Linked DNA regions of Homo sapiens: all the other regions are linked to region 2. A link is a loop called in an ENCODE intact Hi-C map of the cell type or tissue named here. Cell type or tissue: PC-3. All regions are shown on one strand. Each heading gives the region's core, and the rest is flanking DNA. Links, peaks and the distances in the headings are about the cores only. Region 1 has its middle 60 kb from the start of LINC02313. Region 2 has its middle 28 kb from the start of RNU6-8. Region 3 has its middle 10 kb from the start of LINC02313.

Region 1 (10,891 bases), core at 1,056-9,055, 230 kb after region 2:
CTAATTAGTGACAAAGCCATACTGCCTTTCTCCAAAGACCATGGTGCCAACCACTGTGAAAAAGCAGACAATTTCAGCAGGTGGTAAGAACTGTAGAGGAGTGTGTTCAAGGCACCTTGGGAGCACAGAGAGGCCATCTCACAGTCCGGGGAGTTAGAAAAGGCTTCCTGGAGATGTTCTCTGAGTGGCCTCGGGCCCCAAATCCCTCATCCAAAGGCAGAGTGACTCATGCAGTCACAAAGGGTGGTCATCACCTCTACCTCCACGAAGCCCATTGAGTCTCCACCCACATTTTCCTCCTCCACATCTTGGCTGGACGTGACCTGCCCAAATTGCTGTTGGTCCTCGTACCAGACTCTTCTTCAGTGGGATTTACCCTTCTTATCCTTCTGCACCCTGGCACCCCCAACTCGGGTGGCTCAGTTTCTGTACAGTCTAAAGCAAGTAAGAGAATTGGCTGCTTTGGCTGCTGCCTCCCTTTCACCATTAAGTGAACCCGAGTGGCAGGGGAGGAGAATCAGTGCATTGAATCCGAATATATCTGGGATGGAGTGACTCCATTACAAACGCATTGTGTCATATTTGAACAATATAAGGATTCTTTCCTTCTCTCTGAGAGCCCACAGCTGCAATATTTCTATGCTGCTTTGCAGACTGTTATCACAGTTTTAATGAAGTGTAGTTGGTTTGAAGTAAAGTCTGTCAGTTCTCATGAAAAGAATTAAATTTTGGTCTTGCACTGCATATTCAGCTCTAAAACAGGACTCAGGGCTCATTATTCAGCAAACAGTAATTTGTTTTCATCCCCAAAATATTAATTGTGCTGCTGCATTTTCACCTGATGGGATGATGAGCTCATTATTGAGAAGGGTTTGCCCATAGGAAACGACTGATTACAATTATCTAGAAACCAATTGCTCAGAAAGAATTTGAAAGGGCCAGACATGGCAATGCCTAAGGGGCCCTCAGCTGGAAAAAGAAAACTAATTACCATTCACAATCTAGTGACATCCAAGGCAAACCAGTATGACCATTAGGATGTTTAAAATATTTGTAAAAGTTCTCTGGGGGCACTTTGTTTTGTAGCAATAATTAGTGATTATGAACATAGGGCCAGGGAATAAAACAAGGTTGTTTAGGACAACCCTTAATCTTCAATTAAGCCTATATGTCAAATGGGTAAAACTATCTCTCTTCTGGCTTATAGGTTGCCAATAACTTTAATCTCAGAGGTCTGCACATAAATAGCTGCTCAATAAATATTTGTTGAATGAATAAACAAATCTGAAGGCCTGTTCTGGCTATCCTGGCTTTTCCAGAAGTGATTTTCAACCAGACATTCTACTGTAGATTCCAAGAAGCAATCTAATTTTTCCAACCACGGCTCTGGAAGGTGCAGAGAACATGATTCATAAGGGAAAAAGAAAGAAAGAAAGGGAGAGAGAAAGAGACAGAGAGAAAGAGACAGAGAGAAAGAAAGGAAAAAAGGAATGGAGGGAGAAAGGGATGGAGGGAGAGAGGGAAGGAGGTAGGGAGGAAGGGAAGGGAATGGAATGGAAGGGAAGGAAAGAGAAGAAGTAAGGAAGGGGAAGGGAGGGAGGAAGGAAGAGAGAAAGAGAGAAAGGAAGGAAGAGAGAAAGAAAGAGAGAGAGGGAGGAAAGGAGGGAGGGAGGGAGGAAGGAAGGAAAGAAAAGAAAAGAAAGAAAGAGAGAGAGACTGGGCATATTGGCTTATGCTTGTAATACCAGCACTTTGGGAGGCTGAGGCAGGAGGACTGCTTGAGGCCACGAGTTCGAGGCCAGCCTGGGCAACATAGTGAAACCCTGTCTCTATAAAAATAAAAATAAATTTAAAAATTAGCTGGTGTGGTGGTGTGTGCTTATAGTCCTAGCTACTCAGGAGACTGAGGTAGGAGGATCACTTGAGCCCAGGAGTTGGAGGCTGCAGTGAGCCATGATCATGCCACTGTATTCCGGCCTGGATGACAAAGCGAGATCCTGTCTCAAAAAAAAGAGAGAGAGAGAGAGAGAGAGAAAGAAAGAAAAGAGAGCTATTAGGAGAAGATAAGGGACAGGGAAAAATAAAAGGGGTTGCAGACAGTCAGGAGGGACAGGAGAGAATATAAGAGGAAAGAAGGGCAGTGGGGTGGGCAGACTGAAAAGAGGAGGGTGACTTGGGAGAGCAGGCATCTAGTAAAGCAGTTAAAGGCCTAAGAGCAGCTTTAAATAGCTCTGAGTTCATCAAAAACAAGTGATATGACCTGGTAGTCTCAATAAATGAAAAGCAGAAATAGCCCCTTGGGAGGAATCTGTGTCTCTGGTGGTTTAACAGACTAAATAAAAAGGTTAAAAGAAAGAAAGAGAGAGAGAAAAAAAACGGTCTCAGCTTAAAAAATCTGTAGTCTTCCTAGAACTGTCAGGGAGTTCACTTACACAGTGATGAGAAAGGCCCTAGTTTCCAAAAGGGACTTTTCTAGAGAGAGACTCTAAAATAATTGCCACACCCACAGGTTAGAGCGCTGGTTGTGGGGAAATAAAGTCTGCTTATGCCAGAAAGCAGACCTAACTTATTCAGATAATATAGACTCTTTCCTTCTGTGAAATTTGGCTGGTATCATTGCTTTGTATACTGGCCACCATCAGAATTATGGTTTTGCCTGCCCTGCGCAGCAACTTAAAATGCTCATAATAGGCAAGTTCTTCATTATGTCTAACCTATATCTCTCTTGCTTTAATATAAGTTTCTTTTTTTCTCTCCAGCCTCATCAGAGGAGGAGATTAATTAGTGTCTATCTTCTGTACAGTATATTCCTTCACAGTCTTTACTCATTCATTAGCCTTCTCCCCCAAGGAAAGCTTTGAAAAATAACTAAATAGATAATGAGACCTGTTCCTGCTGCCTTTTTCTAACAAATCCTAATACTCAGTATTACGGACCTGCCATGGAGAAGAGAATCACAACAAAGAAATTTTCAGATTAAGAATTAACTGCATATTTCTTAAGCATTTGGTATAGATTAGCACCCAAACATTAACCACATAGTCTTCCAAACATTTTTATAAGACTGATCCAGGCAGGAATTATCACCTCCACACGAGGGAAGAAAATAGAACTGTTCCTTTCCCTAGCAGGTTATCAGCACAGCCAGAAGAAACCCCCAGTGTCTGGGCTTGAACTTTCTTGCCCTGCCTACAGCCCAAAATATCCTTCAGAAAGAAAAATTCTTTCAAAATGGGCATGTCTTCAAGTTAAAAGTCCAGAAAAAAATCTCAAGGAAAATCTGAGAGCCACAGCCACAACAGGCAGCTTGTTCCCGCTCTCTTGGCCATTCTAACTCTTCCCTCCACCTCCCGACTCATCCTCCCGTCATGCCAGCTTTCTCACCCTGAAATCCTCTTTCTCCAGATAAGAGCCTTTGCAGGAAATGCTCCAGCCATTGAATTGGTTCATAACGACAACTTTCTCAAAATTTTCCATTAAGCACCAGCTGCTCTTTAAGGTAAACTGAAGAGAAAGGTCATCGTCTTTCTTGCTGCTTAAACTAGAGCATGACTCAGAAGAACAAATACGGAAGAGATGGTGGTAATCCCCACATTATTTTTTAATATTCCACGTGCTACCGCAGGGCCCACACAAGACCCAGGACTAAAGTAAGTCTTTCTTTCCTTATGTAACTGTTTACCTTTGCACAGACTCTCTAAGCTCCCAAGATGTGCAGGTGCCTGCAGAAAAGGCACTCCATTCCTCCTCCCTCATACTAGACAGAAACCCACCAGGCAAGACTGGCTTCCTCTGGGTCAGGGAAGCAGATGCCCAAACCCACGTCACAACAGAAAGTGTGAAGCTGAGTGTGGGAGTGTGAGCACATCGTCTCCTAGTCAGAGAAGGTGGTAGAGACTGCGGGGAGATGAAAAGGCCCTATCCCCAACCAACACTGCTTCCCAGGCTCAGCAGCACCTGTGAAATGCCGTCATTAGAGATTCTTTGCCTTCCATCTTCTGGAACAAACCACACCGTGAATCATTAACAAGCCAATGGGAATTTGCTGATTAGATCACTCCCTCTGGAAGGGGGTGGGCGGAGGGAGGAGGTGCTCCCAGGTGCCCAGGCTGCTAGACATGGGGAAAGAAAGGTGGGAGGGCATAAAGGTGGGCTTTTCCATCAGCAATATTGCCCAAGCCCCAAGTAAGAGGATATAAACTGGAGCTATGGAAGAAGTGGGAGCAGGCATCCAGGTCACTCTCCTCGGTCCAGGCAGTCAATGGTTTCTAAGACTCCATGACTAGTTTCTCCTCACTGGCCTGTTAGACTGGCACACCATTTAAACACACACTCAGAACAGTTCTGCTCTCAGAATGCACCCCTCACAATCTTGATCTGCGGCCCTGGGTTTCCAGTATGGGCTTTCCCTGGGTACGATGTCAAGTTAGGTTGATAGAATCAGCTTTGGTACTTTGGCAAGGAAAAAGATTAAAGAAAAAAAAAAAAGGAAATTTGATACCTGCCCAGCTACCTTTTGGGTAAGTAGGATCTACTTACCCAGTGAAGTGTTAGCTCTGCCCACTTAGTCCTTAACAGGCTGCATGGGCTGGAAGCCTCCTTTATGCTTCAAATTCCTGATAATATAGTGTCCAATTGACAACTTCCAAAACATGGCATGTGAACTCTCTTCTTGATTTTACGGCCGGAATTTCAGAAGTGATTTCAAGTTTGATTGCTGAGTTTTCATTTTCTATGGATTTTGGCAAGCCAGCGTGCCCGACAGTGTTTTCACCTGCTAGCCCTTACCCCTGCTGGTGAGCATTTCAGACTGAGGCAATCCCTTCTGAGCCATGGGGTCTCTTGCTTCGTTTAAAAGAGCAAGGCTTCCAGGAATCAAGCCTGTAGGAATCGCCTACAAGCCTGTAGGCGAACCTCTAGGTTAAATCATAGCCATTTGTCTTCAGCTTTGGCGGGTGTTATGATTTCCTCTCAAGTGTTCTCCCTTTCCCGGGACATCCCCGCAGGAAAATGTATCCTCAGCCTTGTGGTGGAATGCCTCCTAGAATTTGCCAGGTGGTTCAAGTGACATTTCCAACTAGAGAGGAGAAAAGCAATGGAATGGGAAGCACATTCATAATTAAGTTTTTCAAGGAACTGGCCAATTATTCTTCTGGCCATGGTATGTTTCAAACAGTTGCATTCACATTCTTCATTTGGGGCAAGCTGTCTTTGGTCATCTCCGTTGACATGGGAAATTGGGTAATCTGGGCCATTTGGGCAAAATCTCACCTGTGTCTGAGTCATCTAGGTTAATGTAGGAAACAGACTAGAATTTCACCTGATATATGTCTCTAGATTCTGTTTTACTTTGAAGACATGGCTTTTTAGAAACAAGTGGAGTCTCCCAGGTCTATCTCACATGGATTACCTGAACCAAGCTGGTCATATTACGAAGTTGAGAAGGGATTAGCTTCTTGCTTGAATTACTTTAATTTTTTCTCAGTTTTTATCCTACTTAAGGAAAGATGGAAACTCCCCGTCTTCTTTTATGCTCATTATTTCCACTCCAAAATGAAAAAGGAAGAAGTTGGTGACCAAATGCTTTTGACCTTCTCTGTCTCAGAACGTTCTGCATAGTTCTATCCAGAGAGGACAGAGGCTGTGTCGATTCTGCCTGGGAAAAACTGAGACAAGTGGGTTTCAATAATGCACAGCTTTTCAATCTATTAAGGGGGTAGACACATGGTTGTTTATCGTACATAAATGACTGAGAATTGGCAGGTACTGCCATTCAAATGATACCAATATGAGCGCACAGGATGGAAAGGAGGAGCAGTGGTGGTGGCAGCAATAAAGTGATGACTCATTAGACGATTGCATCCTTCTCCCCACAGACACAAGACCACATTTCTGTTGGAATCACTACTCGTTTCCATGAGGCTGTTTCTCAAACCAAAGCACAGTACTGCCCCCTTGACAATACATAGTCATGTGTCAGGTACTGGTAGCCAAGGGACAAACAAGCCCATTTTCCTGCAATACAACTTTTATCTCAAAGATCTGGGGGTTGAGACATATCAAGTGACTTAATTGCTGATTTGAATAATTTTCTATTTAAAAACAATATATTATGAAGTAAAGTATAGCATGCTAATGTATTTTTAACACAAAAGGGGAGAGTGGGCCAGGCATGGTGGCTCACGCCTGTAATCCCAGCACTTTGGGAGGCTGAGGCAGGTGGATCACCTGAGGTCAGGAGTTCCAGACCAACCTGACCAATATGGTGAAACTCCATCTCTACTAAAAATATAAAAATTATCTGGGCATGGTGGTGCACACCTGTAGTCCCAGCTACTCAGGAAGCTGAGACAGGAGAATTGCTTGAACCTGGGAGGCGGAGGTTGCAGTGAGCTGAGATCGTGCCACTGTACTCCAATCTGGGTGACAGGGCAAGACTCTGTCTCAAAAGAAAATGGCGGAGGGGGAGAGTGCACCCAGATTTTCCCGCTGAAGTAACTCTTCTGCTAAGTGCCAGGCTTCCAGGGAGTTACATTTCCTTGCTCCTGCAGGTGGGGTACTTGGGCAGAAACACCTGAGAAGCATATCCTGCTCCATGTAACAAAGACTCCCTGCCATGTAAGTGTTCTGAGGCTGCTCAGCAGCTGGGCTTCTGGTGGACAGGCCTGACCCATGCATGCGGCTGAAGAGCTAGTCGCATGACATTGGGCCAAAATGAGCCATTCCACTCTTCCTGCTCTAAATAGATCCCCACTGTCTGTCTGTTGCTATTGCTTCTCACTTGACAGTAGTTATGAGGCCATTAGTAGAAAACAAGAATCTGCTCTTACCCCATCTGCATATTGGACAAGTCCTGCACTATTTAGCTTGTGAGCCCTGATAAGAAGCCAGCACAATCTGCCCATTGACTGCTGACCTTCTTTTCCAGTCCCAAGTACCAGAGCCTCCTGGCTTAGACTCTAATTTTGCATGTCGCTAGCTGTCACCAATTGAATCCCTTTCAGTTGCACCTGCATGGTACTTGTAAGAGAAGAGAAAGGGCTCCCATTGAGCTAATTCAAACTTCTGGCCCTCACACTTGTTCCACTCTTGTGTGTCTTGGGAATCTCTAATTTAAAGCCTAAACATGTTTAAAGAATGCTGTTTTCATGCCTCCACAATGCACTGTTTATTCTGACCTATACTCCTAGGAACATGGTGGGTACTTCCTTTATATATATTTTTTTTCCAAAGAAGGAGGCTAAGCAGTGATGACTGGGCTCTTTTACCTTCTCCTTCATCATCATGGCCTTGAGGTCAGCTATGCCTGCGACCCGGTCTTCAAGGAGGGTTTGCAATAATCTCTGGGTTTAGCACCTTAAATATCTATTCTGGATCTGGTTCTCCCATTGTTGGTTTTAAAGTAAAGAAACTTACTTGGGACATGAATAGCCCACTGCCATATTCCCATGAGGGCTTAACACATTTAAAAATTGTGACGATAACAGAATATTAGATGCCGTGATGAATTAGGAAGTTCCGATGCCAATTTATAACGTAGCGAGGTTTAAGAAGAATTACTATAATAACTCTTGCTACTAGAACTCCTTTGGTGAAGAGAACTAACTGCTAAGTTCCATAAAGGTAGGGACCTCTTTGAATACCCAGTGCCTAGGTCAGCACTGGCGCATAGTAGGTGCTCAATAAATACTTGTTGAAAGAAATGAATGCATAAAAAACATATCAATGGTCCATTTGGATAGACCAAATACAGCATCTGGAAGGAGACAGCAGAACAAAGGAAAAGCTAAATGGTTACGCATAAGAAAACGGAAGGGGCTGGATGTGATGGCTCACGCTTGTAATCCCAGCATTTTGGGAGGCCTCACTTGAGGTCAGGAGTTCAAGATCAGCCTGGCCAACATGGTGAAACCCCGTCTCTAATAAAAATACAAAAATTAGCCGGGTGTGATAGTGGGTGCCTGTAGTCCCAGGTACTTGGGAGGCTGAGGCAAGGGAATCGCTTGAACCCGGGAGGAGGAGGTTGCAGTGAGTCGAGATCGTGCCACTGCACTGCAGTCTGGGCGACAGAGTGAGACTCCATCTCAAAAAAAAAAAAAAAGAAAAAAGAAAAGAAAAGAAAAAAGAAAATGGAAGGAAACTGGTCCTTATGAGAGAAGATAAAAGGAAGAGTGAGAAGGCTAAACAACACTTAAGAAGGCAGGAATGGATATTTAAACTCAGGTATGTACTGAAATCAGTTTTAAGTTGTTTATGTTTCAGGGGGCATAAAATACCTCCATTTTCCCATATTTATATAAAGTCTGCCATACAGGCAAATGTCTCAAGTGAGGGCTTTCCATTGCTTTATTTGCTTAGTGGCAAGCAGTGAGAGGTGCTGAGTTTCATGTGTGGGAAACACCCGATGAGAAAGGCCTGTACACATGATGGTTAGATGATCCATAAACTATTTTGCTTGAAGCAGGAACCAAGAGCCAGAGATACCACCTCCTCCTTTCCCTTCTCCCCCAGTTCCAGGAACGTTTGGTTTGCATGGATTACACCCTGCACGTGAGGGATAGGTTTCATTTGATCCCACTGGCATCTAATCATGGTAAGGAACGACCTACTTCATTGGTGTCTGGTATTGCTCAAGACTTGTTTTTTCTTTGAGGGGTGGTCAGAGGGAGGGAGAGCATCAGGAAAAATAGCTAAGCTAACGCATGCTGGGCTTAATACTAGGTGACAGGTTGATCTGTGCGGCAAACCACCATGGCACACGTTTAACTATGTAACAAACCTGCACATCCTGCACATGTATCCTGGAACTTAAAATTCAAAAAAAAAAAAAAAAAAAAAAGAGAGAGAAACTTGTTTTTTTCTTTCAACCCTTCTCATTATCCTCCTCTCCCATTGTTATTTATAATGTCTTCAATAATTTTCACTCTTATGAAAAACGAAAGGTTGCACTAGGAAGAGAAAAACAACAAGGTGAGAAATCTGTGCAATTATTCCCAAAATCTCTGAGACATTTAGGCCCAGGATTGTCACTTATGAAATCTATTATTGTCTTTCGTAAGACCCAGTTTAATATAGGTTAGAATGGCTTTTGAAAAGGGCTTATCTTGAATCCAAATTAATAATTAATTGGTGTAAACAAATATGATGAGAAGTTATGACAATATCTAAAACTTCAAATGAGTTTTGTTCAATAAAAAAATCTTTCAGATCACTGAGGAAACGTGCTTTTCCATCTCCAATCACCTCAATCACTATCATGGATTACTGTGATTAAAACAGTAACTCTCTCTCCACCATTGACTATGATAATAGGTGTCCTTTATCATATCTCTTTATTGAAACCTTTAAAAATGAATTTGATTAAATTTGAACTTATGGGAAACTTGAATACCAAGAGACAGTTTAAAGTTAAGGTTCTTAAAAATTATTTCAGGCTTTTCTCCAAATTCTCCAAAGATTTTTCTTAGGACAATATTATGGAAAATAAATAGGGAGAGGAGACCTCTGGCATTTGAGGATTTAACAGTGGCATACTTTACAATTTCTGCTACTTGTGAGTTCTACGATAGAGACAAATTTTTCATTTTGAACCTCATCTTAATGTGGCTCTGTTGTTCTCTACTGCTGTGCTACTCAATAACTTTCTAGAAATGACAAACTTTCTTGAAAATTGGAAAGGTGGTTAATTCATGGTGTGAAGGAAGGTACAAGAAACAGACTATCATTGGAAATGTGGTTCTAGAAAAACCTGGACTCCCCAAAGTAAAGAGAAACAATCACTTCAAATATTAAGAAGTTGTCTGCATTTCTCAAAAGAGGACATACAAATGGCCAACAGGTATATGAAAAACTGCTCAACATCATTAATCATCTGGGAAATGCAAATCAAAACCACAACGTGATATCATCTCACTCCAGTTAAAATGACTATTATCAAAAAGACAGAAAATAACAAATGCTACCGACGATGTGAAGGAAAAGATTTTTGGTATGATGTTGATGGGAATGTAAATTAGTACAGCCACTGTGGAAAACAGCATGAAGTTCCCTCAAAAAACTAAAAATAGAACTACTACATGATCTAGCAATCCCAGTGCTAGGTACACATCCCAAAGAAAGAAAATCAGTCTACCGAAGAGATACCTGCGCTCCCATGTTTATTGCAGCACTATTCACAATAGCCAAGAACCTAAACGTCCATCAATGGATGAATGGATAAAGAAAATGTAGTATATATACACGATGGAATATTATTCCACCACAAAAAGAAAGAAGTCTTGTCATTTGCAACGACATAGATGGGACTGGAGGACATGATGTTAAATAAAATAAGCCAGGCACAAAAAGACAAGGTTGCATGTTCTTCCTCGTATGTGAAAGCTAAAAAAAATTGATCTCATGGAGATGGTGAATAGAATGGTGGCTATCAGAGGCTGGGAAGGGAAGTGGAGAAGAGGGTGGATAAAGATAAGTTGGTTAATGGGTATGAAAATACAGTTAGGTAGAGGGAATAATAACTGGTAGCACAATAGGGTGACTATAGATAACAGTAATTTACTGTGTATTTCAAAATACCTAGAATAAATGGAATATTTCTAACATTCCCATTAGAACTGGAATGTTCCTAACACAAAGAAATGATAAATGCTTGAGATGATGGATATCCCAATTACCCTGATTTAATCATTATACATCATATGCTTTTCTCAAAACATCACATATATTCCATAAATATGTACAACTATTATATATCCATAAAAATTAAAAATAAAAATAACAAAAAAGAAGTTGTCTGCTGGCTCCGAGTTTAAAAAAAAAAGATTCAGGTAGAATCATTTTCACTATCAGTCCTTAGCTGAAACTTTAACCCACAGGGATGCTATAGCAGAAG
Region 2 (10,891 bases), core at 1,831-9,830:
AATCCAGCAGCACAACAAAAAGCTTATCCACCATGATCAAGTGGGCTTCATCCCTGGGATGCAAGGCTGGTTCAACATACGCAAATCAATAAATGGAATCCAACATATAAACAGAACCAAAGACAAAAACCACACGATTATCTCAACAGATGCAGAAAAGGCCTTTGACAAAATTCAAAAACCCTTCATGCTAAAAACTCTCAATAAATTAGGTATTGATGGGACATATCTCAAAATAATAAGAGCTATCTATGACAAACCCACAGCCAATATCATACTGAATGGGCAAAAACTGGAAGCATTCCCTTTGAAAACGGGCACAAGACAAGGATGCCCTCTTTCACCACTCCTATTCAACATAGTGTTGGAAGTTCTGGCCAGGGCAATCAGGCAGGAGAAGGAAATAAAGGGTATTCAATTAGGAAAAAGAGGAAGTCAAACTGTCCCTGTTTGCAGATGACATGATCGCATATCTAGAAAACCCGATCATCTCAGTCCAAAATCTCCTTAAGCTGATAAGCAACTTCAGCAAAGTCTCAGGATACAAAATCAATGTGCAAAAATCACAAGCATTCTTATACACCAGTAACAGACAAACAGAGAGCCAAATCATGAGTGAACTCCCATTCACAATTGCTTCAAAGAGAATAAAATACCTAGGAATCCAACTTACAAGGGATGTGAAGGACCTCTTCAAGGAGAACTACAAACCACTGCTCAAGGAAATAAAAGAGGATACAAACAAATGGAAGAACATTCCATGCTCATGGGTAGGAAGAATCAATATCGTGAAAATGGCCATACTGCCCAAGGTAATTTATAGATTCAATGCCATCTCCATCAAGCTACCAATGACTTTCTTCACAGAATTGGATAAAACTACTTTAAAGTTCATATGGAACCAAAAAAGAGCCTGCATTGCCAAGTCAATCCTAAGCCAAGAGAACAAAGCTGGAGGCATCATGCTACCTGACTTCAAACTATACTACAAGGCTACAGTAATCAAAACAGCATGGCACTGGTACCAAAACAGAGATATAGATCAATGGAACAGAACAGAGCCCTCAGAAATAATGCCACATATCTACAACTATCTGATCTTTGACAAACCTGACAAAAACAAGAAATGGGGAAAGGATTCCCTATTTAATAAATGGTGCTGGGAAAACTGGCTAGCCATATGCAGAAAGCTGAAACTGGATCCCTTCCTTACACCTTATACAAAAATTAATTCAAGATGGATTAAAGACTTAAATGTTAGACCTAAAACCATAAAAACCCTAGAAGAAAACCTAGGCAATACCATTCAGGACATAGGCATGGGCAAGGACTTCATGTCTAAAACACCAAAAGCAATGGCAACAAAAGACAAAATTGACAAATGGGATCTAATTAAACTAAAGAGCTTCTGCACAGCAAAAGGAACTGCCATCAGAGTGAACAGGCAACCTACAGAATGGGAGAAAACTTTTGCAACCTACTCATCTGACAAAAGGCTAATATCCAGAATCTATAATGAACTCAGACACATTTACAAGAAAAAAACAAACAACCCCATCAAAAAGTGGGCAAAGGACATGAACAGACACTGCTCAAAAGAAGACATTTATGCAGCCAAAAAACACATGAAAAAATGCTCATCATCACTGGCCATCAGAGAAATGCAAATCAAAACCACAGTGAGATACCATCTCACACCAGTTAGAATGGCGATCATTAAAAGTCAGGAAACAACAGGTGCTGGAGAGGATGTGGAGAAATAGGAACACTTTTACACTGTTGGTGGGACTGTAAACTGGTTCAACCATTGTGGAAGTCAGTGTGGCGATTCCTCAGGGATCTAGAACTAGAAATACCATTTGACCCAGCCATCCCATTACTGGGTATATACCCAAAGGATTGTAAATCATGCTGCTATAAAGACACATGCACACATATGTTTATAGCGGCACTATTCACAATAGCAAAGACTTGGAACCAACCTAAATGTCCAACAACAATAGACTGGATTAAGAAAATGTGGCACATATACACCATGGAATACTATGCAGCCATAAAAAATGATGAGTTCATGTCCTTTGTAGGGACATCAATGAAACTGGAAACCATCATTCTCAGCAAACTGTCACAAGGACAAAAAACCAAACACCACATGTTCTCACTCATAGGTGGGAATTGAACGATGAGAACACGTGGACACAGGAAGGGGAACATCACACACCAGGGACTGTTGTGGGGTCGGGGGATGGGGGAGGGATAGCATTAGGAGATATACCTAATGCTAAATGACGAGTTAATGGGTGCAGCACACCAACATGGCACATGTATACATATGTAACAAACCTGCACGTTGTGCACATGTACCCTAAAACTTAAAGTATAATAATAATAAAATTTTTTTAAAAAAAAGGTCAAACTGGGCACTTGGATCTTTCAAGTTGCCCACTTGGCCCTCTTCCAAGTATACTTTATTCCTTTCATTCCTACTCTAAAACTTTTTAATAAACTCTCACTCCTGCTCAAAAACTTGCCTTGGTTTCTCACTCTGCCTTATGCCGCTTGGACAACTTCTTTACTCCAAGGAGGCAAGAATCCAGTTGATGCAGACCTGTACATATTCGCCACTGCTAATATTAGTACCCTGAAGTTTTACTCTTTAAAAACACAGGCTGGGTGCAGTAGCTCTGTAATCCCAGCACTTTGGGAGGTCAAGGCGGGCGGATCATGAGGTCAGGAGATCGAGACCATCCTGGCTAACACGGTGAAATGCCATCTCCACTAAAAATACAAAAAATTAGCTGGGCATGGTGGTGGGCATCTGTAGTCCCAGCTACTCAGGAGGCTGAGGCAGAAGAATGGTGTGACCCCGGGAGGCGGAGGTTGTAGTGAGCCAAGATTGCACCACTGCACTCCAGCCTGGGTGACACAGCAAGACTCTGTCTCAAAAAAAAAAAAAAAGAAAAAGAAAAACACAAAGCCTTGTAACTAATGCTGTCTAGAAACCTTCATTTGCAAAATGCTGATTGGTTTGAAAAATAATGGCAGAAAACATGTTTTAATATTATCGGCTACTTTTTGAAAATTGGTTTTTATTCATATAATTTCCTCATTCAAACAGTGAAAATTAAAAGTCCTGCCTTCTTGGTAAATTCAGCAGTGATTCTTAACCCTGTTTGCCCATCAGACTCAAATGAAAAGATTAAAATACCCTGGCCCTGACACCACCCCAATAGATCATGATTTTTAATTGGCTTGACGCAGGACACAGGTATTGGTATTTTTTTCAAACTCCTCACGTGTACATCCAGGTTCAGTACCATCAAACTGATATAGAATGAGAACTGAATTTAGGCCCATCATCTGAACATAATTAACTGCCTTCTCTTCACTTCCCCATATCTGAATTTTATTCTGCAAAATGACGTTAATCAAAGGTCAATTCTCCTGACTGAATATAGTTAAGATAAAACTATAATCATAAAGAACTCTGAAGTAATGGAAACAAGGAAGTGGTTACTGTTATCTTGATATTTGAAACCAATTGTTGGCATTGCTGACAATGAAGCCACAAGATTTTGATTATCATGAGATTATACAGCAAGCATGCAGCAAATCTATAATTTTGAGGTAGAAATATATTACATCACCTTACCCAAGAATTTATTGCATTGCAGAATTTACCATTAAATTCAAACAAAGCAGCAGCAGAGGGACAGACAAACAAAGAAGTAGTAGAGGGACAGAGAGAAGAAAGGGATATGAGAAGCTTGGACCATGAAAAGTCTAAGCACACATCCAGATGATAGCAAAGCGCCTGAGAAAGAAGCTATTAGTACCAAGGCTTGCCTGCCTCTCCTTTGCTTACTCTTCCCTTCCTACATCTCCCTGAAAAGCCCATGGACTAAGTGGGGTTCCTTACTGAGACCATAACCCTCAGATTGCCTCTGTCCTCAACAGTGGAGAGAAGTCAGCCCCTCACTGCTGGCAGAAGTTAGATCCCCCTAGAATCTAAAACATCACTTAAGATCAAATCAGATTTCAGAAGTGAGAATCAATAGACTGAACCCTAGAATCAGGATTCTCTGAGTCTCAAAGCAGCTTCAGAAGAAGAGGGCAAGTGGCACCTCCAGATATGTAAGCTCTGCACTGGCAAATCTCACCTTCTCTGAGAATGAGAGTAACAGACCGACTTGGCCTGCAGAAGATGGGATGGCATACTTCCACTCTCACACACCAGGAGCATCACCATGACAGTAACACAGCTGGCTACATAAGGACAAAACATGAGAAACACCTCATACAATAAGAGATATGCAGAAAGGTGGCAGGTATGAGCCTGTGTTGGAATTTCACATGGGCAAAAGTCTCCAGCTCCTTCCAAATATATTTTTACTGACTTAATTTGGTCAGGATTTTGGTGATACAGCTTAGCAACCAGCACAAAGTAACTTCCCTATCCCTTCCTTCAATACATCCACAACTCCTAATTCAGGTCTTCTCACTCCTTCCCAGTCAGGGTAAGCTCCAGGTTTTCAGTTTCCTAAACAGGGCCTGGGCTACTGCAATGATTCTTCATGCAGTCATGATTGAACTCTTGTTTCTAGGAGACTGAAGCAGGCTTCTAATAGCCACCAGTTATCAAGTACATGTTATGTTGATAGTTTATCTCTATTTATCACTATTTACGTTGATAGGTTATCCCTATTTTACAGAGAAGGAAGTTGAAGCACAGAGAAGTTGAATAATTTCTGCCTGCAGTCACATCATTAGTAAGTAGTAGAGCAGGCTTTCAACTCAAGCGTGTCTGATCTTTAAAATAATAATGGTGGGTTCTTATATAGCATTAAGTGCCAGGCACTGGTCTAAACACTGTAAATACTAACTTACTCAATCTTCACAATAACCCTAGGAGAAAGGTACTATTTTTACCACTGCCACTATACAGATGAGAAAACTGAGGGGTAAAGTTCAGCAACTCTTTTAAAGTTGCAAAGCTAAAAACTGGCAGCACCAGAATTCAAACCCAGGCAGGCTGGTTTTAGCATCCATACAGGCCTTACCCACTGCCCATACTGCCCCCTCTTGCTCTCTGTAACTGGTTCTTTCTATAATCATTCATTCAAATATTGCTTAGGCCCCTACTATGTACCTAACACCTTACCAGGAATTGAAGAAAGATTACCAGTATTTGACAGGATACCTCCCTCAGAGAGCAGTAATCTAGATGGGCAAAACCAGTGAAAGAATATAAGAAGGCTGTTACTAAAATGTGAGGTGAGGCAATGCATGCTAGGGTACCAGGAGGACTTGAGCACTGGCACAGACAGGAGGGCCTCACAGAGCACTGAAGGTGAGTTTCCAGTAGGGAGAATAACATGTGAGCAAAGATGAAAGTGAAGAGAAGGACTGCAGGAGGAAGGAGGTAACCCCTTCCCATGCCAGGCTCTGCATTCCTGTTTCACATGTATTATGTATCTCATTTAGTCCTCCTGCAGGCCTATGAAACATCCTTAAAAAAGAAAATGAGGTGCAGAAATTCCAGCAATTCATACATGATCACACAACAACCAAGTGACAGAGCTAGGTTTGTCTGCCTCCGACACCCTTTCTCTAAACCTGGAACCTTTTCACACAAGCAAATGCCAACCGATGAGGCCAGGGTAATAGGCAAACGTTGACAGGGCCAGGAAGAATCTAACCATTCTGATTTCTAGAACCCTTAATGGGCTCTTTGTCTTTCTTCCATTCCCCAGAGGAGGAGTACCTGCATTTTCAACTTAGAAATCTCCTCCTACGGTGTTCCCACTGCAAATAAGCTTCCTCTCTACAGACTGACAAATAGTGATTTGCCTATTTGCAGCCCTCTAAAGCCAGCCAAGCCAACCAGAGAATGGGCCTGGCTAAAGCAGGCTCTGGCTCGTGGATCCAGTTGGTGAGGGGATACAGGCCAGGCTTAGGGAAACTCAAGGATCCCCTAATACAGCTCCTTTCCCTCCTAACAGGGAAAAACTGAGGCCCAGAGAAGGGCATGAGTCACTCAAGGCTGTACATTCCCCTATCCCCAACACACACAAAAAAATTCTTAACCCCATAAAAGTGCTTTGGCAAGCAGGGATCTGAAATTCCTGCAACAGCTTGGGGAGGAGGTAACTAAGAATCTGCCTTCCCACATAGTCTGTCTTTAGACTCCAGTGCTGCTAAGAGTAACAAGTACAAATCTGTTTACTTAGCAAGGTTGAGGCTTGACTCAAATTTTGTGTTGTCAGGATGGGGATGGGGGTGGAAGGGCATCTAAATGTGAATCATTAGATCTTAATCAGCAACGTGGGGAGTGGGATGTTTTGGGAAAGTGTACCTTCTTGAGCACCTTGGACTTGCTTTATTCCCTCTCCAAGGAAAGTAGGCCTGATGGTACAGCAACCCCTTGCAGCCTCTTATAAGAGGCTCATAGTACTCATCACTGCCTATAACAGAAATATAGATGTTGTGATGCTTCTGCCTGTACCCTTAGGTGGCCCTCTAAACAAGCTTTAAGTAGTACACCTAACTGCAGCAAAGGAGAATCTGCTGGTCAAAGAGCAAAAGCAGCACCTATTACTTCATTGTCAGAGTGTTTAAAATGTGTATCAAGGTCATTACTCATCAAATTTTCCCTCTGGGAACAGATAAAGTCCGTTGTTCTTTCTAAGGCCAAACGACTGTGTGCTGCCTGCCATTAATATTTCCTGTCACTCTTCAATTCCATTTTCACTAATCATCACATTAGACCATAGCCAAAAGACGTAACTTTAAAAAAATGTGCTTACCTTAATGTGCTCAGAGTATTTATAGGTCAATTTCCCTGCTGGTTACTATTAGCATAGTTTTATAATGTATAAAGAGTATTTCTTCTCATTCTCTTTAACATTAGGTAAAATCCTCAGAGGGAGCAGAACCTAGATATGTTTAAATAAAACAGACCAATGACCTAGGGCTATAGCATTCACACAGCAGTGGTTTGATATGCTTTTTCCCCCCCCTATTCTAGGACTTACTGACCAAAAGCACACTGAATTATTTAGGAACCTAGAGACTGGATGACCCAAAGGTGAGGAAGGTGGACCTTTCCCTCTGTCTTTAAATTCTCTATTCCCCAAGTATGCCTCTCTGTGTTTGCCTTCTAGCTCTCTGGCTACTCACAGTTAGGTTTATTTTGTACCTCCCTTTCTGCCAAGACAATAAATGTTGGTATTTCCTTGAAAAAATGCATCTACTCCCATATCTATTCCCATATCTACATCATAAACTCCCAAATTTGTACTTCAATTGATAGCTCTCTTCAGAACTTCAGGTCCATTCATCCAACTGCCACCTACACATCTCTAGGATGTCCCACAAGCTCCTCAAACTCCAACTGTAGAAAACTGAACCCACTGTTTTCTCTACCACCTTTCCTCACCCATTTCTTTCTATGGTCCCTGTCTTATTGATGGCACCACACTCCATCACTGCCCAAATCAAAGACCTGGGAATCATGCTTCACCCTTTGCTCCTCCTCACCCAAACTTCCTCACATCCTGCCAATTCCCTCTCTTGAATCCATCTACTTTTCTCCACTCACTAGCCTAGTTCAGGCCAAAATCCTCATTTCCCCAAATTGCAATAACAGCGCCCTTACCTGTCTTCCAATCCATTCTTTACATTAAGCCCAGTAATCTTTATAACATATATATCTTAGCATGTCACACCCCTTGCTAAAAACCCTTCTGTTACTCCGCTCTGTTTTAGGGTGAAGCCCAAATGCCTTCACCAACTGAAGAGACCTGTACAAGTTGGCTTTCAGGCTGGGTGTGGTTGCTCATGCCTGTAATCCCAACACTTTGGGAGGCCGAGGTGGGCGGATGGCTTGAGGTCAGGAGTTCGAGACCAGCCTGGCCATCATGGTGAAACCCCATCTCTACTAAAAATTAAAAAAAATTAGCAGCCAGGCACGGTGGCTCACGCCTGTAATCCCAGCACTTTGGGAGGCCAAGGCAGGCAGATCACAAGGTCAGGAGTTCAAGATCAGCCTGACCAACATGGTGAAACCCCATCTCTATTAAAAATACAAAAAAATTAGCCGGGCATGGTGGCATATGTCTGTAATCCCAGCCACTCAGGAGGCTGATGCAGGAGAATCGCTTGAACCCGGGAGGCGGAGGTTGCACTGAGCCAAGATCACACCACTGCACTCCAGCCTGGGCAACAAAGTGAGACTCCATCTCAAAAAAAAAAAAAAAAAAATTAGCTGGGCATGGTGGTGCACGCCTGTGGTCCCAGCTACTCAGGAAGCTGAAGCAGTAGAATTGCTTGAACTCAGGAGGTAGAGGTTGCAGTGAGCCACGATTGTGCCACTGCACTCCAGCCTGGGCAACAGAGTAAGACTCCATCTCAAATAATAATAATAATAAGTTGGCTTTCATATACCTCTCCAGCCTCATCTCTCATCAGAATTCCTTCACATTCCATGTTTCAGCCACACTGAATCTCTTTCCTATTCTCAAACCTGCTGCCTCCTGGCCTTGCTAGAATCACAGAATTGTAGAGAGGAAAGCGACTGAAAGATACCAGAATCAGAACTCTCCACCAACTTGCTTCTTACCTTCAGAAAACTCAATCCAGTTTATTATTTATTGAGTGTCCACCAAGGGTAAAACACTATCTTAGTAGCTGCAAAGAAACTTAATGAGTAGGTCCATGTCTAAAGAGTATGCAATCTCATTGCTTTTCTTAAACTTGAGTTTAAAAGTTCAAGTTCCTGAAATTTAGCTCCCTTCCTCAAACCTAAGTTCAAGTTACACTAGGAAACGACCTGTCCTTGACTAAACTGGCTTGAGCCTATATACAGTTTTACCAGAATAAAACTTCCCTGTCAATCCAGAGCCCACATATCTCCTCGCAATCTGTATACTTCAAGAGAGCCTTCCAACATAGCCTCACCTGGCTGTTTAAGCTTACATTAAAAACTCTCTAGGTTTCTGTTGGCTTTCTCAGCTGTTGCTGAAAGCACTACAATTGGCATCAATCACCAGGGATTCTCAGGAACTAGAAACTCTGCATTTAGTAGGTATATTTTGTTTGGTATCAGTCAGGGCTGAATAAGAATTTTTTTTTTTTTTTGAGACGGGGTCTCCCTGTCACCCAGGCTGGAGTGCAGTGGCTTGATTTCTGCTCACTGCAACCTCCGCCTCCCGGGTTCAAGCGATTCTCCTGCCTCAGCCTCCTGAGTAGCTGGGATTACAGGCACGTGCCACCATGCCTGGCTAATTTTTTTTTTGTTGTTTTTAATAGTGACGAGGTTTCAGCATGTTGGTCAGGCTGGTCTTGAACTCCTGACCTCGTGATCTGCCCGCCTTGGCCTCCCAAAGTTCTGGGATTACAGGTGTGAGCCACTGCGTCTGGCCAGGATTTTTAAGTGTAAAATTATGAGGCCCCAAAAAGGGCGTGGAGGCAAGAGCCATCCAGAAGAAATTTAATAGCCAGCATTCCTGAATTGCTCCTCATGACAGAACAAAATGATGGAGCTAGGCAAAGACCACCTATCTGGAATCAAAGGGCTGTATTCTGTGTCTTTGCTGATTCGGGAATGTGCCTTGATAATGGAGACAAAGATCTTGGTGGTAGTTTTCCTTCTTCTTGGTAGGCTTAATATTACTACCGTTGAAAAAAGGCAACCACTCTGGGCAAATAACAAAAAGTCTCCCCTTCCTCCTGACTGACTGAGGGAAGGGGCACATACTTGGGTGACTAGAGATGGGCTTTGTGCAGGGACACTGCATGTCCATGCAGACTTGGTCCTTTATGACACCTCTTTGCCCACCAAATTCATGGCTTTCACTACATAAATACATGAAATACTATCTCAAGTTTCTTAACACCCAGACCTAAAAAAGAGGGAGTTGACTTTCCAAATAGAGAAAGTGGCTATAATACATTTTTGCATATATCTTATGTACTTGGAAACTCATTTGAAGTTCCCTAATGCTGCACTATCTTCATTTGTTCATAATGGCCCATCTCTCACCATCTCCATCAGTGAAGCAGAAATTTGTATTGCTCTCAAACACAACACAAATAGAATTCCCAGCAACCGGAGTTTTATCCAGAAACAGTAATGAAACATAATAATCCCAAGCTGACAAGAAGCCCAATGACTATTAATAGAGAGAAACAATATGAAAGTGTCAAATAGGGTAGAAAGCAAGCTACAGCTGGGTTGAAACACTAACTTATTAGGAATAGAATGTAGAATCAAGTGGCAAATTGTCCTACGTCTTATTTTCTTTGCTTTTTGTTAGTCCTGATTGATCCCCATCCAGTTCACGATGGGACACATACTAGCCTAATTTGATTTGGGAGCCAACAACCCAGGTTGTCAGATGCTCCTGTTAAGGCAGGTCCCAGGCCCCAGTTTGGCTGAGTGTTCCTGGGTCTAAGATACCTTTCCTACCATCCATTGCAAAGTGGGGTTGTGTGTATATATTAGCAACAGCAGTAAGCATGACAGTGAAAAGATTAGATGTGGCACCAATTCCATGTTTTACCTGCATCTTTAGAGGACTGAAGATTCTGCTCCGAGGGTAACAGAAAAACCCCACAGAACTGCACATGGAGTGACTTTCATATTTTCCAGACTTTCTGGCAAGGCCTTATTGCTCAAAGGACATTTGAGTGGTTAACACTCAAGTGGTTATACTGCATTCCATCTAAGAACCTTTCAGTGAGTCTTTCAGTATAAGGAAGCATCAAATAAAGGAACTACTGATTTACAGACCAAAGATATGTACTGAGTTTAGAAACATTCAATTATCTTATCTGTGGAAAACAATGTACTTAGCACCAGCATGAGGAAGAGCTTTAAAGATGACAGAGA
Region 3 (10,891 bases), core at 1,534-9,533, 300 kb after region 2:
TCCACCTTGGTTCAAGCCATGATTTTTTTCCTAGGTTAGCGGCTCCATATTAACAGCAGTTGCACAAACAGAATCTAAGTGAGCGAGGCTGCCAGCTGTCACTACTGTATCTTCTGCTTACTCTGGAGATCAGCCGAAGCTGTGTGATCCCAGAATAAATGGATCTGCCATGAAGATAGGATTTTACTGCAAAAATGAGTTTTCTGATGGGTTTAAAGCCACAAAAATACTCTGAAGGCTGTTTTATACCTAAATCATGCTATATGAATTAAAAAGTAAAACACAACCTCTCATACCTCTTCAGGTTTTAGTTTCTTGTGGCTGATATAAATTTCACTTAACTCCCAACTGACATACGCAAAAACATTTTTTGGGGTCAGAATTCAAAATAAAATAGGGGCACATGCCAATTGTAACCCCATACAAACCAATGGGGGCAAGGGCTGGTTTTATAGAATGTTAAGCACCTCATGAAACTAAAGGTTTGATTCATCACTGTAGCTTTATAGTTTCCTTGACACTTAGCAGTGTTTTGTACCTAGCAGGCTGGAAGCTGTTTGAAGGCAGAGATGATACTTCATTCATATCTAACATAGTGCACTGGTATATTGGAAGTACATGTATTATCTGGCATAGTGCACTGGTATAGCATAGTATTATCTAGCATATCATATCCAGCATAGTGCACTGGTATATTGGAAGTACATTAGTTTGCTAGGGCTACCATAACCAAATACTGCAGACTGAGTGGTTTAAACAACGGAGATTTATTTTCTTACAAGTTTGGAGGCTAGAAGCCTGAGATCAAGGTGTCAGCAGGGTTAGTTTCTTCTAAGGCCTCTCTCCTTGGCTTGTAAAAGGCCATCTTCTGTCTGTGTCTTCTCGTAGTCTCCTCTCTATACACACCTGTCCAAATTTCCCCTTCTTATAAGGATACTAGTAAAATTGGATTAGGGCCCACCCTCACTTTAATTACGTCTTTATAGACATATCTCCAAATATAGTCACATTCTGAGGTACTGAGGGTTAGGACTTCAACATATGAATTTGGGGTGATAGGCGGGACAATTCAGCCCATAACATATGCTGAGTAAGTAGTGTATGCATAAATGGTGGATGGATGGATGGATGGATGAATAGATGGATAGATTAATGGATGGATGGATGGTTAACAATCAGGTGATCAACAAATACTTGATGCATTGAGTAAATTCACACAATCACTTGTGGAGACTGGGTTTTACTATAATATCACCCCAAAGATTTTAAATTATATATTTTAATCCAGCCTTACAAGAAAGTTTAAAAATCATTGCCTATCAAATTCTATCAAGCTAACAAAAAAAATAGCCACACCCAGACTTACGAATGCCATTTCCCTATCCTAATCATTCCCATCTTTAATGACTTCCTATAGCTGAGAGAACACCAGTATTTGCCTACAACAAATAACTACTACTTCTCCCATGAATACCTACATACTTAAAAACCTTCACATTAAGAAAACAGAAAGGAGGCCGGGCATGGTGGCTCACGCCTGTAATCCCAGCACTTTGGGAGGCTGAGGCAGGTGGATCACTAGGTCAGGAGATCAAGACCATTCTGGCTAACACGATGAAACCCCATCTCTACTAAAGATACAAAAAATTAGCTGGGCATGGTGGCGGGAGCCTGTAGTCCCAGCTACTCAGGAGGCTGAGGTAGGAGAATTGCTTGCACCCGGGAGGTGGAGGTTACAGTGAGCTGAGATCACACCACTGCACTCCAGCCTGGGTGACACAGCAAGACTCTGTCTCCAAAAAAAAAAAAAAAAAAAAAAAAAAGGATTAAGAGAACAGTTTTAGTTAAATCTGTTGCCTGATATTTCATTGTTTGATTGCCTCTAACTGAACCTGGCTAGTACTTAGTTTCTAGGTTGCCTTAACACTTTGATTCCATTCAACAAACTACAGAAATGCCCCATAGAATTGAAGGTAAGAGGAAATATGCCTACCAGGGACCTCAAGAAATCTTCCTTCTGATTCATCTGGTCACTGCGAGTGTTTGTTACATCTCTAATGATATAGAAAGTCATAAGCCAACCCTCCATCACCAACGTTCCTTCTCTATTTTTCTGTCTATCAAATGAAGTTGGTCATATGTAAACCTATCAAGGGAGTTGTAGGTGCACACCTAGACAAGGGTCAGAGGAGTGCCTGAGCTCCCCTGCCCTGACCTCAATGCCCTGAGTCATGTTGCTGGCTGCAGTTCTGACTCAGAGCTCCCACAGTATCAGCCTACATCATGACAGGAAGTGCCGCCAGAAGTCATGCTCAGCTCTACTGAATGAACTGTTTGTCACAGCTAGTATGAAACTGATTCACTGGTGTCATGGGACCATGTAGGCACTCACTCATTCATTCATTCATTCATTCATTCTTCAGTCATCCATTTCCTACTGGAATCTTGTCTAACAGAAAAGCTATAGCATAGCATCTCTTGAAACAACTGTGATAATTTTAAAAGTCCTGTTATGATTTATACCATTTTTGTCCTTAAAAATTATAACAGAGCAATAGATGGGTTGTGTGAGTTCTGTCTGTATAATATGTGATTTAGGTATTAAAATTTAAAGACAAATTTATGGAGGCCTTTTGTCTGTGACAGTGATGAATTATCTTGGCTCTGACCCTTGGGCAAACTGGCTACACTAAACTTAGAGTTCACACATGCAGCGGTTCCTCTGCTGCCTTCCCCGAGGCTTCCTGAGACAGATAGTATGAATTAATATTTTCTTTTTTTTTTTTTTTGAGACGGAGTCTCGCTCTGTCGCCCAGGCAGGAGTGCAGTGGCGGGATCTCGGCTCACTGCAAGCTCCGCCTCCCGGGTTCACGCCATTCTCCTGCCTCAGCCTCCCAAGTAGCTGGGACTACAGGCGCCCGCCACTACGCCCGGCTAATTTTTTGTACTTTTAGTAGAGACGGGGTTTCACCGTTTTAGCCGGGATGGTCTCGATCTCCTGACCTCGTGATCCGCCCGCCTCGGCCTCCCAAAGTGCTGGGATTACAGGCGTGAGCCACCGCGCCCGGCCTGAATTAATATTTTCACAGGCATTGCTAGGCATGATGTCACTTGATTTTGGCTCCAGGTGGAGGATGGGGCCCATGAGGTTCAAGGTTCCCCACTCCGCAGAGTTTTTTCCCCATTCCTACACACCCAGACATTTGTATCGAGAATTGATCAAAATGCATTCATGTGCTATAACTTCTTGTCAGGGATTCAAACCAAGTGATTTCTGACCTCTCTCCATCTGCCTCTCTTTTAAAAATATGTTTTAATTGTCTTGTTTTAGACATGTTTTATTGTAAATTACTTCACATTCTTTTTGAGAATAGGTGGCATGTAAATCATAGTTGAAGAAAAACCTTCAAGCCAGCATAATATTCCCAGAGCACAGAAAGCTCAGTGGGGAGGGGGCAAGGAGAGGCTGGTTGCCCTTGGGCCCACCCATTAGGTGTACCTGTCACTCCCACCATCAGGCTCTGTTCTCTGCAGGCTGAGGGATGATGGAAGAACAATCCAGAGGTCTGTTAGGAGCCCCACTCTGTCAGAAGCAGAGCATCCAATTCACTCAGGCCTTGCTCTACTGACAACTTCATGTCACAGAGGGACAAGGATGTTGTGAGGGAGCTACTGCTTGGATCTAATTTTGGCCATTAAAGGTGAACTAGGTGGATAACACAATGGAATCGACTGGCACTTAGACAGAAAAGGACCTTGTCACTATGTGATTCTCAAGAGCCAAGGAAGTGAATGCAAGCCGTCTATGTTCCTGAGACTGCAAGAATGAAGAACTCTACAAGTCCAGAGAAAAGAAGGTGATTCAGTGGATTAAATCTCAGAGGGCAGCAGAATGTGGAGGTTAAAGTACACGCTCAGGAATCTGGACAGACCTGAGTCAGGCTCTTGGCGCTGTCCTTACGGCTGTGCAAATGTCACCTCTCTGTATCTCAATATCCTCATCTGTAATCGTGAATAATAAGACCTACCTTATATGTCAACATTGAGAATTAAATGAGATCACATATATAAAGCCCCTAGTATGGTTTACTATTATGGTGAACACTCAGTAAAGGTTATTATTGTTGTTATTATTGTTACCATTATTGCAGACTTCCTATATGTAAGGCACAAGGCTAAATGCTCTTTGATTCCATGGTCAGAGACTCTAATCATGTAGAACTTGGTTCTAGAAAGACTGGAGGCTCCACCTAATTTAATTCTGACTCTACTCTGGAGAGGAGGAAGAGAGGGAACTATCCAAAAAAATTACTGTCTCCAATGAGCTTATATTTTACAAGGACACTCACAAAGGCAGGAAGGAGGAATTTGCAGCCAACAGCAGATACAAAGGAGTGGCATCAAAAGAAAGAATCAAGTCACGGAAGTAGAAGGCTGGGGCACAGGAGAATGCACACATAAAATACACCAGGAGCCACTGGGGTGGGTTCAGAACAAGAAAAAGAACAAGAGAAGAGTTTGGCCTCCTGCTGGGGGCAGATGACACAGTTAATTTAGAGATGATACAGTGAAAACAGAATTACTCAACTCCTAGTTTGCTTCCATCTTCTTTATCAGGAATGACCTTCGAGCCAGAAAGAAGAACAAAAATATGGCCAAGAGGAAATTAAAGTCTGTGATAGTGAGGAAGTAGGAGGAGAGCACCTGGCTGCTGCATTTAAGTCTCCAGCCTCAGATGAATTACATCTCAGCACCGTCTATACAGGCACCCCAATACTCACTGCAACAGGAACAGTAAAATAAGCAGCTCTAGGACCCTAAAATAACAGGAATTCATTTACAATATCTGACATCTGAAAAAAATGGAAATATTATAATATATGAGACTTTATGAAGCATGGTAGAACTTGCAGAAACTTGCAGAGGGGCAAATGTCTCCGTTTTATTAACAGGGACTTTTAGCAAAATTCTAACGCAGCTTAGACACCTTGTGTTGACCCAGGAAGATGAATGCTGGTCAGACTAACCTCATCTCCTCTCTGACAGGGTTCCTCAGGTAGTAACTGTTCCATTGTCTAGTTAGAAAATGGTGACAAACAAGTCAGCACACTTTCTTTGTGGACAAGGTAGAGAAATACAAGCTCCATGATAATACAGTAAGGAATATTCAGAGGAGCTCAGCTATAATCCGCTAAAAGGACTGGAGAACAGGATAATATTATTCTGTACAAAGATGTGAATTGGCACATGACTTGGTCTTCAGTGCCTCTCTATACAAAAACAGTAATGATCTGCAAGACAAAGGAAGTTTGCTGACATCTGCTGGGAGAAAGATCAGGAGGCAGCTGGTGAGGTGGAGGAGGGGTTGAGAGCTCAGGCTGCGGAAGTAGAGACCTGTTGGAATCCCAGCTCTACCACTTACTAATTGTGTGATGTTAAAGAAGTTACTTACACTATCGGACTCAATTTCCCTATCTGGAAAGTGGAGATAATGATTGTATATACCTTACTATATGAGGTAGATTAAATTAGTACGTAAAGCATTTAGAATAGTACCTGATTATAGAAATTATCATTATAAATGGGATCCCATTATAAATGGGATCACTTTGTGTCAGGAAGTGATGGAATCTCACAAGATGAAAGCTGTAAAAATAAGATATTGACTATAACTTACACTACCCCAGAAGGAAAACAACCTAAAAGTCTAACAATAGGAGACTTATAGTACATACATATGATAGACTATTACAGCCATTAAAATCATGTGGCAGGCAACAAAAGCAAAAATAAACAAGTGGGACTACATCAAATTAAAAAGCTTCTGCACAGCAAAGGAAACAATCGAAATGAAAAGGCAGCCTACAGGTTGGGAGATAATATTTGCAAACCATATATTTGATAAGGGGCTAATATCTAAAACATATAAGGAACACACACAACTCAAAAGCAAAAATATGAATAACCAGATTAAAATATAGGCAAAGGACCTGAATAGACATTTCTCCAAAGAAAGTATAAAAATTACTTTTTATACTTTCATAACCAACAGTTATATGAAAAGGTACTCAACATCACCAATCATCATGGAAATGCAAATCAAAATCACAATGAGATATCATCTCACACCTGTTAGGTTGGCTATTATAAAAAGACAAGAGATCAGTGTTGACAAGGGGATGGAGAAAAGGAACCCCTTTGCAATGCGGTGGGAATGTAGATTGGTGCAGCCATTGTGGAAAACAGTAGGGAGGTTCCTAAATAAACTAAAAATAGAACTGTAATATGACCTGGCATCCTCTTCTGGGTATATACCCAAAGGAAATGAAATCACCGCCTCGTAAAGATAACTGTGCTCTTATGTTCACTGCATTATTCACAATAGCCAAGATATGGAACAACTAAAGTTGTCCTTCAACAAATGGATGAAAACAGAAATTGTGTTGTGTGTGTATATGTATCTATAGATATCTATAGATATCTATATATATCTATAGATATATATACACAATGGGATATTAGTCACCCTTAAAAAAGGAGATCCGGCCATTTGTGACAACATAAAAAGGACATTATGCTAAGTGAAATAAGCCAGACATAGAGAAAATATTATATTATCTCACTTATATGTGGAATCTTAAAAAAATCAAATACACTGGGCGTGCTGGCTCACGCCTGTAATCCTAGCACTTTGAGAGGCCAAGGCGGGCGGATCACAAGGTCAGGAGTTCAAGACCAGCCTGGCCAATATGGTGAAACCCTGTCTCTACTAAAAATACAAAAATTACCCGGGCTTGGTGGTGGGTGTCTGTAGTCCCACCTACTTGGGACGCTGAGGCAGGAGAATCGCTTGAACCCAGGAGGCGGAGGTTGCAGTGAGCCAAGATCGTGCCGCTGCACTCCAGCCTAGGAGACAGAATGCGACTCCGTCTAAAAAAAAAAAAAAAAAAAAAAAAAATCAAATACATAGAAGCAGAGAGTAGAACAGTCATTACCAGTGGCCAGGGGTGGGAGAATGGGAAGACGTAGATCACAGGGTACAAATAAACAAGCAAATAAATATGTACATAAATAAAAATACAGTCATGTTACAGAAGACTAATTACTCTAATAAGGAAAATGAATCAGGGAAAGGGAAAGGAGAATGATGGAGGCAGAGGTACTGTTTGGGCAAGGTGGTCCCTGAGAGAGGGTATGGGATCAGGGGCTGAAATGGACTGAGCCTCGTAGCGCTGGGGAAAGCAAATGCTCTCAACAGGAAAGGGCTTGAGCTGGAAAGAAGCCCTGGAGATGGAGTAGGTAAGCAGAGGGGAGAACAGAAGGAAAGGAAGAACGAAGCTGGAGAAGGCCCATCACACAGGCCCCTGCAGGCCAGAGTAAGGAGCGATTGGGGTTTCATTTTACGTGATATGGGAAGCCACTGGATGACTCTGAGCAGGAGAGAGTCAGGATTTTAAAGGATCACAATGGTTATTTTTTGGAGAACAGAGTGTAGGGGAGTAAGAATGGAAGCAGGGAAACCAATTTTAGGGGATAGTAGTTTAGTAGTTTTACAGTAGTTTAAGAAAAAGATAGAGGTGACTTATGTTGGGAAAAAATGGTGAAAAGTGTCAGACTCAGGATATATTTTGAATGGCAAACAGCATGATCCTAATTTTATAAAAAAGAAGCACATACACATATTGGAAATATACATATGCAGATATTAACAGAGGTTATCTCTGGATCATGCTGTTCATGGTAACTTTGATTTCCTTCTTTGTACGTTTCTGCATTTTCAAAGTTTCCACAACAAACTTGTAGTATTTAATCAGAAAAAAAGAAGATATTTTTGGAAAAGGTATCTCTTTTTTTTCTAAAAGGAAAAATGAAAGGCAGGCCAAGTGAGGTGTGGACGAGCAACAGCCTAAGTAAAGAGATGTCAAGGATCTGACTGACCATAATTTCAATACTGACAGTGTAAATGACTAGCAGAAATAGTAATGTCTCCTAAGATATACTAATAATATTAGTATACTATTATACTAATATTAGTATTATTAAACATACTAGTAATAGGACATCGTGCACTCTGGGGAGGCAGGTGATTGTCCCCTTCCACTCTGCTTTATTCAAGCCCACCCCTGGTGTAGCATGTACACTTCTGGGCACCAAAATCTAAGATCCAATTGAGGCTGGGTGTGGTGGCTTGTGCCTCAGCTGGATCTTAGATTGGATCTTAGATCCCAGCATTTTGGGATGCTGAGGCAGAAGGATCACTTGAGGCCAGGAGTTCAGGACCAGCTTGGCCAACATAGTGAGACCCTGTTTCTACAAAGAATAAAAAAAAAAAAAAATAGCTGGGCATGGTGGCTACTTTAGAGGCTGAGGTGGGAGGATTCTTTGAGCCCAGGAGTTTGAGACCTTAGTGAGCCATCATTGCACCACTGCCCTCCAGCCTAGGTGACAGAGTGAGAACCTGAAAGAAAGAAAGAAAGAAAGAAAGAAAGAAAGAAAGAAAGAAAGAGAGAAAGAAAGAAAGAGAGAGAGAGAGAGGAAGGAAGGAAGGAAGGAAGGAAGGAAGGAAGGAAGGAAGGAAGGAAAGAAAAGAAAGAAAGAAAGAAAGAAAGAAAGAAAGAAAGAAAGAAAGAAAGAAAGAAAGAAAGAAAGAAGGAAAGAAAGAAAGAAAGAAAGAAAGAGGCCGGGTGCGGTGGCTCACGCCTGTAATCCCAGCACTTTGGGAGGCCGAGGCGGGTGGATCACGAGGCCAGGAGATCGAGACCATCCTGGCTAACACGGTGAAACCCTGTCTCTACTAAAAAATACAAAAAATTAGCCGGGCATAGTGGTGGGCTTCTGCAGTCCCAGCTACTCCAGAGGCTGAGGCAGGAGAATGGCATGAACCCAGGAGGCGGAGCTTGCAGTGAGCCGATATCGAGCCACAGCACTCCAGCCTGGGCCACAGAGCGAGACTCCGTCTCAAAAAAAAAAAAAAAAAAAAAAAGAAAGGAAGAATCCAACTGAACTAGAAGAGAACAGTCAGGACTGGGAGGGGACTTCAAAGCATGCACTGTAATAATGGGGGTAGTTACTACCCAATGAGCACCCACTCTGTGTCAGGCACTTAAAAAATGTGCAGTATTTAAGATATGAGATGCTCACTTGAATGGAAGGAAAAGGGTGGCAAATGAACATTTTTTGAACACTTAAAGAGCCAGTGCGAATCACTTTTCACACTTTATTGCATCCAATCCTCACCACAACACTCTGAGATAAGCATCTCTGTTCTATAAATTTGAGTTAGGGATACAGTATTGCATCGCTGTGGGCTCTGGAGCCCAAGAGGCTGTGCTCAAATTCTAACAGATATGTGACCTTAGCCTTACTACTAAGCCTTATTCCTAAGTCTCAGTTACCTCATCTACAAAAAGGTGACCTTTTTGTAGATGGGGTTGTTTAAAGACTAAATTTGTTAATATATTACAGCACTTAGCACAGTACTGGGCAAATAGTAAGGTCAATAAACATTAACTGTGATTGTTAAAAATGTGACTAAGATTACCCAGTGAGTAAGCTGGGGAGCCAGTGGAGAACAAAATAAGCTGAGGCCTCTGGGGATTCATTTGGTGAAGTTTTGTCATAGGGAAGAGGTTCCTACTGACATCAGGAAGTAGAACCAGGCTGGGTGAGTTGGTTCATGCCTGTAATCCCAACAATTTGGGAGGTCAAGGTGAGAGAATCACTTGAGGCCAGGAGTTTGAGACCAGCCTGGGCAACACAGAGAGACCTCTTCTCTTAAAAAGAAAAAAAATTAAATTAGCCAGACATCATGGCATGCACCTTCCAACATTGTGGCCTGCACCTTCCAAGCCCTAGCTACTTGGAAGGCAGAGGCAGGAGGATCACCTGAGCCCAGGAATTAGAGGCTGCAGTGAGCTATGCTCTCACCACTGTACTCTAGCCTGGGCAACACAGCAAGACCCCATGTCTGAAAAAAAAGTAGAACCAGACCCAGTGAACAGAAGTGTAACAGGGTATCTGGTAGGAAGCAACCTGAAATTAAATAGCTGGGTAATGACAGTTACTTTTCTGTCTAAGTGGACACCGATCTTCCCCATTTGGCAAAGAGTCATTAAGGGGCCACTCTTACTCATGATGCTGTGAGATATTTAACACTCTGTTGCCCTGGAGAGGACAGTCTAGTAGAAGTTATATGTGGCCTGACAAAGCCTGCCCCTCCAATACCCCTGTTATGCAGAGCTGGTCTCTGATGAAAGGCTGAACAATTGCAGGGAGGTCAAGGAGCCTCCTAGCAGGAGACATTATTAGAACCTTCCTGATGGGTTAGGATAGACCCCACAAGAAGCCTGGAGGAGAAAAGGACATCAAAAATTCCAAAGGGGAAACTCACCATGAGAAAAGGGACAGTCTAGACTGATGATCCAGTGTTACCAGCAGGATTAAGGGTACAGAGGTGTGAGAAGGCTGGTCCCATGTATCCCATGGCTGAGACTAGAAACTCTTCTGGTTGTGGGTGTGATTTGAGAACAATGACTGAGCACTATGAACTAAAAGAGCTGTAATCTTGAAGTCCAAGTCCTAGGTCCATGAAGAAGACCTAAGTCAGTGAGAGAATCCCTGCAGCAGTGGGGAAGTGGCTGCTGGCCTGTGTAGAGCCAGTTTTCAATATTACCCCACAGGAAGAAGCAGCAATATTGGCAGACCACTTGGACTGCTCAGTTTTTTCTCCGCTTGCTTTTAGAACTGGGACTTAGCCCTTTTGGAATGAATGAAGACCAGAGTGTTCTTGGCAATCTTGGATGTTTAGAAGAGGTGAGAGGCGATAGGGCCTTAAGAGAGAGATACTGGGCTTCCTATTAGTATTATCAGGAAGATGTTCTGGCAACTAATA

The links. A loop is a pair of places that touch in the nucleus more often than their neighbours do. Peaks named below come from ENCODE experiments on the same cell type or tissue, not always from the same donor. Only the 100,000 strongest peaks of a DNase experiment are listed, where the experiment ranks them.
Region 1: a loop joins it to region 2, with 3 times the contacts of the local background. A loop is called at or near these places in 2 of 110 quality-filtered maps.
Region 3: a loop joins it to region 2, with 5 times the contacts of the local background. A loop is called at or near these places in 13 of 110 quality-filtered maps.

What each region holds. Positions count from the first base shown.
Region 1 is chr14:31,999,493-32,010,383 of GRCh38, reverse strand. No RefSeq gene overlaps it. Among named protein-coding and RNA genes, the nearest start is that of LINC02313, 60 kb to the right of the region's middle. In PC-3, for the core only: a CTCF peak has its summit at 5,957; DNase peaks (open chromatin) are centred at 3,473 and 5,883; H3K27ac peaks cover 2,072 bases.
Region 2 is chr14:32,226,101-32,236,991 of GRCh38, reverse strand. No RefSeq gene overlaps it. Among named protein-coding and RNA genes, the nearest start is that of RNU6-8, 28 kb to the right of the region's middle. In PC-3, for the core only: a CTCF peak has its summit at 6,506; DNase peaks (open chromatin) are centred at 6,171 and 6,671; H3K4me3 peaks cover 1,128 bases; H3K27ac peaks cover 2,544 bases.
Region 3 is chr14:31,929,301-31,940,191 of GRCh38, reverse strand. No RefSeq gene overlaps it. Among named protein-coding and RNA genes, the nearest start is that of LINC02313, 10 kb to the left of the region's middle. RefSeq lists enhancers at 5,195-5,489, 4,991-5,647. In PC-3, for the core only: a CTCF peak has its summit at 5,316 (motif pointing left); DNase peaks (open chromatin) are centred at 2,281, 5,321 and 6,331; H3K27ac peaks cover 1,833 bases.